Linked DNA regions of Mus musculus: all the other regions are linked to region 1. A link is a contact called in ENCODE POLR2A ChIA-PET data. All regions are on one chromosome and are shown on one strand. Each heading gives the region's core, a stretch centred on a gene start or an enhancer-like site at or near the end of the contact. The rest is flanking DNA. Distances are from core to core; before and after follow the strand shown.

What was found. ChIA-PET counts read pairs that join two places held with the same protein, here RNA polymerase II (POLR2A).
Region 2: POLR2A ChIA-PET joins it to region 1 with 11 read pairs in Patski. The contact joins the promoter of Cdk5rap1 here to the promoter of Zfp341 in region 1. POLR2A ChIA-PET finds 5 or more read pairs at or near these places in 2 of 5 experiments (Patski and embryonic stem cell).
Region 3: POLR2A ChIA-PET joins it to region 1 with 27 read pairs in embryonic stem cell. The contact joins the promoter of Raly here to the promoter of Zfp341 in region 1. POLR2A ChIA-PET finds 5 or more read pairs at or near these places in 4 of 5 experiments (Patski and embryonic stem cell).

The regions. Positions count from the first base shown.
Region 1 is chr2:154,611,497-154,615,227 of GRCm38, reverse strand. It overlaps Zfp341 (zinc finger protein 341), which reads right to left and starts at 1,860. Exons shown (of 15, transcript NM_199304.1): 1 at 1,826-1,860. The coding sequence starts at 1,856.
Region 2 is chr2:154,371,062-154,374,792 of GRCm38, reverse strand. Cdk5rap1 (CDK5 regulatory subunit associated protein 1) reads left to right here and starts at 2,074. Exons shown (of 14, transcript NM_025876.2): 1 at 2,074-2,112.
Region 3 is chr2:154,789,128-154,792,858 of GRCm38, reverse strand. It overlaps Raly (hnRNP-associated with lethal yellow), which reads right to left and starts at 1,749. Exons shown (of 8, transcript NM_001139511.1): 1 at 1,311-1,749.

The sequences.
Region 1 (3,731 bases), core at 611-3,110:
TTCCCCAGAAGCCGGGGTGAACTTTATAAAACATACATCAGATGATGTGGCTCCCCTGATGAAAACCTTTTTTTAGCACCACACTGATCCCAAGATAAAGTTCAGAAGCCTCATCAGATCTGAGGAGGGCTTTTCTCAAGCCGCTCCGCTACACTGCACCGGGAATTATGGGAAATCTTGTTCTCCCTGGCTTCCACCACCTGGTCCTTCCGATGCCCTTTTATTTGGATCGCCACACACCTGCTGTTCTTCTCGTAGAAATTTTATTTATTTTGGTCCTGGGGACCTTTCAAGGCCAGTGAAACTACACTTCTCGAATCCTATTTAATTTTTTCTTTAGCTAATACACAAGCATATGCTTGTACGAAACGTTTAAACAATGCAATACCCCACTGTCCTCCAAAGGGAATGAACACCCACGACCTGACCACACGCAATACCCCACTGTCCTCCAAAAGGGAACGAACACCCACGACCCTGACTGACCACCCAGATCCACACCACCCCTGCTATTTTCTTCACAGAACACACCAGCTGGGGTCACCTTTGCAGTCTTCTTTTTTGAGTTCCCGTTGTTTTGTGGTTTTTCCCCCCTTTTATTTTCTGTACAATGATATTTTTAATACTTTTGAGATTATAATTTGATTAGGACATTCCGCCCTTCACTTTTCTCCCTCCAAACCTCCCATATAACCTCTCCACTCTCCTTCAAAGTCATGGCCTTTTAAAAAAAGTTGTTATTGAGTATATGTATGTACACATATATTCCTAATTGGTTTTTGAAAGTCTCATGGTGCCAAAGCTGGCCTCAAAATCCTTATGTGGCCGAGGCTAACGATCTTCCTGCCTGTCTTCCAACCGCTGGGATTATGAGCATGCACGGCAAACCCTGCCTGAGATTGCCTTCTTTTACTATTCTTTCCCACAATTCTGACGGCGGGGTGAGGTGGGGTAGTAATGAAGGAGGATGAGGACAAGTGAATCTGGCTTAGTAAGAATCACTGGATTTCTTTCAAAGGTAAGACTCAGGTGAGAGCTCATCCTCCAAGAAGCTAGTGAACTACAAGCCTTGGTTTCCTTCTGCCGGCCCGGCCCACAGATTTCCACTCGGGCTGTTCACTCCACCCTCCACCCACAAGGCTACTACTGTGTCCAACTCCTCTCCTGTCTCTAGAGCCATCCTTTGTTGTTAAACTCCAGCAGGTGCACATGGTGGCGCTCAGAGCTCCCTTTCTCCAGAGCCTGGGGCCCATGCACCACGGCGATCTTGCAGATCACAGAATCGAATCCGATTCGATCGGAGACCAGAGTAGCCCAAGCAGGCACACGCGTGCAGGGCTCAGATCGGAGCACGGTGGGTGCCCTGTGTTTACTGGTTTGGGCCGGTGGTCTCTCCCAGACTCCGCTGTGCACACAGGCGGCGCCTCCTTCTCTGCTCTGGACTTAGTAGGACTACATCCCAGCCCGGAGGCCACCGTGGGTCTCGGGACGTTCTGAGTGGTTCGGGCGCCCGACTGGGCAGCTGAGCCGCCCAGCCCTCCCGCACCGCCGTCTCTCCAGGCCCAGGCCCCCGGCTGTTTCCTGGGCGTGCACCCTCCCGCGCCGGCGGCCTCGACTGCCGCGCTGTTCCGGTCCCGAGGCCCCCTCCCCGCAGAGCCGGCGCTCCCAGGCTGTTCCCGCCCCCTCCCGCCCCGCGGCTGTTCCGGCCCGGACGCCCTCCGCCCTCCGCCCCGCGGCCTCCACGCGCCCTGGGCCCGGCGCTGCGAGGGCGCGGCGGGAGGGGGCGCCACGCGGAACAGCCGCTGCCCCGGCCCGACGCGCTCACCCTCCAGGGCCTCGAAGATCGCCTGCGCCATCTTGGAGCTGCCGCCGCCCGGGGAGTCGGAGCGGGGCTACGCAAGCATTGTGAGAACCGCGGCGGGGTCGGGGCCGCCAGGGGGCGCCCAGGAGCCGACGCCGAAGCCCCTGCCCCGGAAACAGCTTGCCCCGCTGTCCGGCCGGAGACCCAGTCCCCTAGTAGTTCCAATTCTACACAGACATACGTCCGGCGCTCGCACATCGCCTCCCAACGCGGACACCGACCCCAGTTCTTCAACACGCACCCCATGATCGCTGCACACAGTCTTCTTCAAGGTTGCAACACCAACCCACCTCACCGAGATTGTCTGTTACATGGACACCCCACACCTTGCAACTGTGCCACGCTGATTGGAAAGCAGCCTTCTCGAAGGACTCCTATCTCTGGTCTTAATTCCTCAGTTTATGTTAGATTCCCTCAGTGCTCTTCTTAACCCCAATTTCCAGCTTTGGAGGGACCTCCATTCCCATTCACACACCTCTCGACTGTGATTCTCTGAGACCCCATTTCTTTGACGACCCTATTACCATTTCAGCCATTCCTAGCTCAAACTCATAGGGAGGGGATCCACTCCCAACTTCATGTCGTCGTTTTTACATTTATTATTAATTTTGTTTTGTGTATATGGACACACATGGCATATATCTACACACAGACACACAACAAAACACATGTGTGAAGATCAGAGGACAACGTTCCGGAATCGATTCTCTTCCCTCCATCATGTGAGACCCTGGCACTGAACTCAGTCCAGCAGCAAGTGCTTTTACCAGCTGAGCCGTCTCTAAGTTTTGTTTATAATCCATGAAGTCCAATTTGAACTGCTGGTACATTATATTGATCAGTGTGTCAGTGTGGGGTCATCCACTGGAACATGGTTTATCAGGGACTACATATACACTTAGAGGACTTTCTCTCCCAAGACAGACCTCTGGGGATTTGTGAGGTCCTCATCCATGCATTCTGGAATGATGACTGGCTTGATCCTGTGCAGGTGGAGAAAGCTACAGCTGGTCTGAGTTTGCAAGTGCTGTAGCCCTGCCATTTCCAAGACACGATTTCACCCCAGGCCTCCCCAAACTCTGGCTCTTATATCTTTCCACCCCGACATTCACCATGATGCCTGAGTCTTGGAAAGAGGAAAAGATGAGATAGAAGTCCTACTGTGGCTAAACACTCTACTGACACTTTAACTAGTTGTGAGTTTCTGACTTAACTGTCCTCTGTTGCACAAAGTTCTGTAATGCTGGCTCACTTAATAGTCTCACTTAATAGTGTCAGCTGCCCTGAGTGTGTGGGGCTCGAAGAGGGCAGGGCTGCATACAGAGCCTGGTGAATGAATGCTAAGCTGGTGATCTACTTTAGCTCCACCTCAACCCTTGACCTTTAATTTTGACCTCAGTTTTTGTACTTACTATTCTCTCCAGCTTCCATTACCCTTCCTAACAGCTGACACCACTGCTTCTTGGGTCATCTACCTCCTCAAAGAGGCCTTTCCTGACCAACTACCCTGACTAACATAGCTTCTCCTTGTACCAGAATAAAAATTATCTGAAGCCATGGCTCCTCTTCTCCACCCCTCATTTACTTCCTGGTCTATGGCCTATGTTTTCTGATAGATTATGACTGAAGACAATTTTTTTTTTTTTTTGGTCTTGGCTATGTTTCTAGAACCTAGAACAATACCTGGCATATCGTAGGTGCTCAACAAACAAGTAATTTTTAAAAAAGATTTATTTATTTATTTTATGTATGGGAGTTCACTGTATATAGCTGTACTGATGGTTGTGAGCTTTCATGTGGTTGTGGGAATTGAATTTTTTGGACCTCTGCTTGCTCTTGGCCCAAAGATTTATTTATTATTATACATAAG
Region 2 (3,731 bases), core at 825-3,324, 240 kb after region 1:
TGTAGACTAGGCTGGCCTCGAACTTATAGAGAGCCACAACTTCTGCCTCCGGAGTGCTGGGATTAAAGGTATGTGCCACTGTGCCCAGCTTGGGCTCTTTTAAATAAGGTAACCATGAGGTTCTACCTTTATGACCTAGTCACTTTGTGAAGACCCTACCTCCTATGTCCACTTTCTTGAAGGTTATGGTATTGAGGGGACACGCGCATTGAGACTGTCTTTGAAACAGGAGAATGAGGTCCAAAATGTCTTACCCAGAGAATGCAGAGGTAACATATTACAGAAACTGTTGGAGGGCTGGAGAGATAGCTGAGAAGTTTTTGGAGGATTGTACTAGAGTTTGATTCTGGGCCCACATCAGGTGGTTCACAACTGCCTGTAACTCTAGCTTCATTTGGAAGTGTCCTACAGACTGAGCCAACTCTAGCTTCTGGCTTTCCAAACAGAAGTACTTCCGGCTTCTTGCCCAGATACATAAACACATAAATGAAAACAAAACAAAACAAAACAAAACAAAACAAAACAAACAAAACAAAACGACAAAAGCCCATTGGCAAAGAGGAAGGCTGGGAATGCCCCCCACTCCTTCCCTCCAAACCCAGTCTCTTGATGAGAGTCATGACAGGAAGAGGCCAGGAGGGGGCGCCTCTTTGCTACTCATTCTATGCTTGTAGATTTTTGAACTGTCCACCTGCAGTTTGTGCTTCAACCAAATGTTTTACACTTAAATGTCTCACACTTTAAAACTAATATTTATGGTGAAGCTTGGAAAAAACACTTATGCTACATAGGGTGGTTCTGACCCCAGGGCTCCGATCTGGCTGAATCCTGTTCTCAGCATTTTCTTGAGTGTAGGGACTATGGGTTCGGTCTGGGGGAGAAGAGGTATTTTGGCTAGAGTCAACAGGGAAGGGAGAATGGCTGAGAGGGCCAGGGCAGGAATGTGACAGGAGTAGGGTAAGGAGGTAGTGAGGAACAATTAGGCTGTTCAGGGCCATCTGGGAGATCCAGGAAAGACGAGGCCGTTCAGAGCTAGCCACAGAAACCACTGGTTAGCCTCTTTTCTATTTTTTTTTACATTTATTCTATTCCATCTGTCTGTCTGCCTGTCTGTCTGTCTATCCATCATCTACGAAATTTTACTATGTAGCTCTTTCTGGCTTCGAATTAGCCTGCCTTTGCCTCCTGAGAACACCGAAGTGTGCTACAGCGTCCTGAGACGTCTGTGTGTGTGTGTGTGTGTGTGTGTGTGAGAGAGAGAGAGAGAGAGAGAGAGAGAGAGAGAGAGATGTTGCATGTCCCATGGCCTATCTGTGAAGTTCAGAGGGCTTGTGGGAGCCAGTTCTCCCTTCACCTTGTGGGTTCTGGGGATTAGACCCCAGGTCGTCAAACAGCAAGTGTCCTACATGCTGAGCCATCTCACCAGCCCCATGGTGGCCCTTTTCTTAAAGGGTCTGGTGAGGAGAGGGAAGGAAAGTACATATGGCAGGAGGGAGCTAACGGGTGACAGGCTTGAGGAGAAGTCAGAGCTCCTATTTTCCAGGGGGCAGAACACCCCTAAGAATCCCTTACTCTCTTGGGGCAAGGGCAGATACAGACTCTGAGACTGCCCACCTGTTTGTTTGTTTGTTTGTTTTTCTAATTAAAAAAGATTTATTATGCATAATAGTACAGTGTCGCGGTCTTCAGACACACCAGAAGAGGGCATCCATCGGATCCCTTTACAGATGGTTGTGAGCCACCATGTGGTTGCTGGGAATTGAACTCCAGACCTCTGGAAGAGCACTCAGTGCTCTTAACCGCTGAACCATCTCTCCAGCCCGCCTACCTGGTTTTAAGCTTTACTTAACTTTTTTTTTTGGGGTGGGGTGGGGTGGGGGTGGGGGGCGGTATTAGCATTTAAAGAAGTAGTAGGTCTCACGGCTTTATTTTTCAAAGCCAGGGTCCTGGGACTCGAAGCCGGCAGGAAACACTACCATTAGAACACCGCGGGCGAAAGTCACGGCGGAACAGAAGTTGCACGCCTAGGCGCGCAGCGGAGGACTCCTGAGAAGGGAACCCACGCAGATCGACAGTTTCCGGTTTCGGACGCGGACCTTGCAGTTGTGGGAGGTGAGAGGCTTGAGATTGAGTTTAGTGTCCTGCGGGTGACCCGCGGTGGCGCAGGGCGGGCTCGCACCGTCCAGGAAAAGCCAGAAGCGCTAGGAGAAGGTATCACTGGGCAGTGTTAGGCCTTGAGTAGGACCGCTGCGAGTGTAGCTCAGCCCCGCTGCCGGCTCTTGGCCAAGTCACAGCGTCCTTCTAAGCCCTAGTATTTGCCCTGTGAAGCAGAGATGGGGTCTGATAGACCTCGGAGAGGGGCTACGGGGCTCACGCAGTTGCCGCCGCCACGCCTAGCACTCACACGCTTGGATGTGGTAGGTGGTTCCGCGCTGTGCTGTGCAAAAACTTGAAGCTTTTGATCCTTCCACCAGGTTCGTCAGAAAGGACCGTTCCCCACCCCAACACTCATACATGAAGACGCGCCCAGAACCCGGCCAAGGTCCATGCTTTGAAATGAAGTGTGGGCTGCTAGTGAATGATTGTGAGCCACCACTTGGTTGCTGGGAATTGAACTCAGGCTCTGGAAAAGCAGTCAGTGCTCTTAACCACTGAGCCACTGCTCTAAGTCCCCCCCTCCCCCAATCTAAGTTTTTAATGTGTAATTCTTATAACATCTGGCAAGGGGTAAGGTCCTATTGTACTTTTTTTTTTTTTTTTTCCAAAATGGATATGACATTTGTAGTCCAGAGGTGGAAATTTGACTTGTAAAAACGTGGTCACACAACAATTAAAGGGCAGAAGTAGATGATTTGAAAGCTCACACCTGGGCTGTTAAGATGGTTCACATACCATAATATGCATAAAAATAAAAATGTGAAAAAAATTAAAACTCAAACCAAAAGTCTCCTCTCCGACAAGAGAGTAGGTTGGTGTTTTTTTTTTTAATTACATTTTATTTATTTGGTTTTTGTTCCTGTGCTCATGCACATGAATGTGCCATACATAGTGTATGTGTAGAGATAGAAGAATCTATGGAAAAGAATTCTTTCTACTGTGTGGCTTTCAGGGAGTCAGGCTTGGTGGCAGGTGCCTTCATCCACTAAGCCATGTCACTGAGCCGCCTTTATTTATTTTCACCTGTAAATTAGAGATATAATATATTTTAAGAGCCCTCACTGTTGTCCAGGCAGTCCTGGGCTCAAATGATCTTCCTGCCTTAGCCTCCCAGGTTACTGGGAATATAGGTTTACCATGTTTAGATTAAGGTAAACTATCATAAAACGTACCTTAAGGGAGGTGGTGGTGCACACCTTAAATCTCAGCACTCAGGAGGCAGAGACAGGCTGATCTCTGAGTTTCAGGCCAGCCTGGTCTACAGTGCAAGTTCTAGGACAGTCAGAGCTATACAGAGAAACCCTGTCAAAACAAAACAAAACAAAACAAAACAAAACAAAACAGTACCTTGGAACTGGGTTGTGATTCTGGCATTTGGAAGACTGAGGTGAGAGGAATGAGAAAAGTTGGAGGTCAGTATGGACTTCATAGGAAGATCTCAAAAAACAAACAAACAAACAAACAAACCTAACCTCACATAACCTCACAATCTGCCCAGCCTGGACTACGTAGGAAGTTGAGTTCCAGGCCAGCCCAGAATAATCCTGAGATTAAGTCTCAACATCTCTTATGAG
Region 3 (3,731 bases), core at 500-2,999, 180 kb before region 1:
AAAAGAAAAATAACACTATCTGAAGGCAGGGAGTTAAAGATGACTGGAGCTGCCTACATTTCTGACTGACTGATCGCTAGGACTGAGGTGGGGGGATGATGGAGACATGCAATAAACAAAGTAAAGGGTGGACTTCCGTGAGGTCCTGAAGCTAAACACCTCAGAACTATGTTTGAGACTTAAGATCTCTGGACCAGTCTAAGCACAACACCAGCAAAAACATTTCCTCCTAACCACTTTCCCTCAGAGTTCTGATAGCAACAAAAGGAGATTTTATCTATGGCAGATCAGTCCCTGTCTCTCAGTCAATGTCTCAGAGAGGAGCCTACCTTTCTTACCTATACGGTGTTAAGACTAACGGTAAATCAAAATGCCCTCTGCACAAAGAGATTTCCTATCAGGAAATAAGTAACGGTTACTAACAGCTTTGTACTTCTACGGCGGTTTCATGTCTCTGAACCTTGATTTCTGCTCCTGTGAGCAGGGACAGCTCTGGAAGACCGGTGTGGACATGAGGCGATACATTCACGAAGTTCCTGGGTCAGTCTCGTTAAACGTTACCTGTTGGCATTTAACGCTTCTGCCCTGTACTAACTCCCTCCCTGAATTCACTAACACCCGGAGAGGCTGCGTTCCTCCTTGACCCCATTTCACCCAGGTGAAAACTGAGGCTCGGGCTGGAGCAAAGTGGGGGACGCGGCCCCCCAGTTCGAGGGCTGGCCGTTCCCTTCCGCGCTCCACAAGACACCGAGCAAAGGCTAGGCAAGGGTAGCGAGAAAGGCGCTCAGACAGACCCGTGAGGGAAAAGAAAGGACCAGTTTTGCGCGCCTAAGGGAACCTCAAAGAGCTGGACCGACTGGAAAGCCGGAAGAAACCCGGGGCCCCAATCCAGGCCAGAGCCAGGCCCCAGCCCGCCCGAGGCCTCCCCGGCGCAACCTCCGCTCCCTCCCCTCCTCCCCTCGCCGGTCGGGGCGGGGCGCAGCACAAAAGACTCCAACTTCCGAGCGGGCACCGGCCCACCCCCAACTCCCGGCCCGCGCCCGGCCGACCGACCGGAGGCGAGCTGCGAATACCAGGCGTCCAGGGGCGGGCGCGCGTGGCCCCGGGGCAGGCGACCCGGGGCGGCGGGCCCGGGAGGGAGCACAGAGGGAGGGGGCCGAGAGTTACTCCGGCTCCCAGGACTCCCGGGACCGCGGAGAGAAAGAGTTTCTAAAAATAGGCACCGGCCCGCCCGAGGAGGTGAGGAACGAAAAAGGCACACGGAACAGCCCGCCCGCACTCCTCAGGAGCGGCCCGCGGCCCCCACTCACCCGCGCCGAGGTCTGGAGGAAGCCGCGCGGCACCGAAGGGCGACGGCGCGTCTGCTCTCGGAGGGCGGGAGGGAAGAGGCGGCCCTGGCCGCCGCGTGAGGAGCCCGAGCACACGCGCGAGAGTCGCGACCGCTTCCGCCCCCTCGGCTTCCCTCGGCTCCGCACCCCGCGCCGCTCGCGCGCCCCGCCGCACTGACAGAGGCGCGAGCCCCGCAGCCGCGAGTCCTTCGCTCGGCCGCCACCAATGGGGCGAGCGCGGGGAGGGGGAGTGCTGGACAGGCGTCTGCACTCGGCCTGCCCGCCGCCCCGGCTCCTACCCGGTTCTCCTCTCGGTCCTCCGAATAGGATCCTGCCACCCGAGCACTCAGTCCCCAGCGCCGCCCTGCACGGGCCGGGCTCTCCAAACGCGTGGGCTCCCTGCACACCCCTCGCGCCGGGCTTTGGAAAGGTCCAGAGCTTCGGCGCGCAGAGGAGGAGGGCGGGGCCGGGGCGGGGTCTAGCGTGGGGTGGGGGGACGGAGGAGGCAGGCGGGGCTGAGGGAAAGGAGTTTGTGGCTTCCACCAGCCGGGTGCTGAAGGCGGGGCGGAGGGGGTCCCGAGGGCTGACGGGCGGGAGGACACGAGGGAGGAGCAGCAGGCTGAGGGCGGAGCCGGGGTGGGGGGGAAGAGCGTGCCCAGGGGAGGAGTCTGAGGGGCGGAGCTTGGGCCTACGGAAGCGGAGGCGGTGCTAAGAGGTTGCCGCCGGTCTGCAGGAGGTGGGCCTTGGTAACACCGCGGGCAGGACAGTCGGAGGTAGACCCTGGGCGGGAGCCGGAAGGAGGAAGATCCTAAGGGAGGAGCGCGGCGCGGGGGTGGCGCTTGATTGGGCGAGGCCTGGAGATGGAGCCCTCTCTGTTAGCTGGAGGCGGTGCGGCAGGGGCCAGAAGCAATTGGAGCGGTTATTTCACTTTCTAGGAATTAGAATGCTACCATTCGCTGGGAAGGCTTGGGGTTGGGCGGAGACGCTTCGATGTCTGGGGTCTCTCGTCAAAGGTGGAAAAAAAAAAAGCCTGATTAAGTAGTTTTGCCCTTATGGGATGAAATGTTTTCTTACTTAATCTGGGTGTTGGTTCTTCCTCCTAAATATTTATCATGTCAGGATCTCCCATTTGAATCAGTTTTTCAGTCTCCTGTCTCTCCCACTTACATCCCCAATTTGCCTCTCCAGACCATCAGGGGGTCTTCTGAGAGCAAAGAGGACCATTGTCAGCTATAGTCACAAATCTCCCAGAAAGCTGGAGACGTACTTATTTGTATTCCCCATTCCCTTCAGACCTGTGATTTCATTACCTGTTGGGAATTAGGACAGAGTTTGAGGCAGGGTCTCTGTAGCCCGGGCCAGCTTTGTACTTGCTCTGTAGCCGAGAATAATCTTGAACTCCTAATCCTCCCTGCTTCTGCCTTCCAACTGCTGGCATCACAGCGAGGCCAGGCCTCTTGAGTTCGGGAATGGGTGATTCAAACAGGTTCTCAGCCTTGAAGAGCAATCAGTCTTACTCACTAAACCATCTCCCCAGCGCCAAGACCAGGAATTCTTTACTGGTTTTTGTACATTACTGTGTTTCCAGACCTACTATGGTGATCAATAAACACTTCCATCAATCAGTCCAGCCCCTACCAACCTCCTCTGCTTTTTCTGGTTTTATCCAGCTCCTCACTTCCCTCTCTGTGTAACAGTCTTCCTATATTTGCTCAAATATACCATCTATTCTTTGTTGGGTTTCCTTGTCCGTTTGTTTTTTCAAGACAGGGTTTCTCGGGGTAGCCTTGGCTTTCCTGGAATTCACTCTGTAAACCAGGCTGGCCTCCACCTCATGTGCCACCACCGCTAGACTTTGGATATAGCAATCTATTAACTAACACCTCAGGCAGCCTTTTCACTCATCCCATATTCAGGAGGAGCCTCCTCCTCTGAGAAGCATTCTCTGAACTTGCAGCCCCACTGTCAGGCAAGCTGCCACTGGTGCCCTGCTCCGGTCGTGGCTTCCATTAGAAAAGATTGCAGATGATAGTCTGCTGCCACTGGGAATTCTGTGCACATTCTACAAGGTCCTGAATACCTTATCACCCGCTGCCACCCTCCTGACACTGTAAGCTTTAGTCTGCTATTTTGCTCCAGTTACTTCTTGGCTTTTTTCCTGGTCTTCTAAAATGCCAGGTATACTGCTTCTTGTGGGCCTTTGCTTTTGCCCTCATGTTATTCTCCTAGATATTGCTATGGCTTGCTCCTTGCCATTTAAACAGTTTCTTTTGTGCTTTTTTTCTTTAGCTTTTTTTTTTCTTTTAAGTTTTAGGTTTTGGGTTTGTTGGTTTGTTTAATGTTTTTGTTTGTTTGAGACAGAGTCTCACTCTAGCTATCCTAGAACTCACTATGTAGACCAGG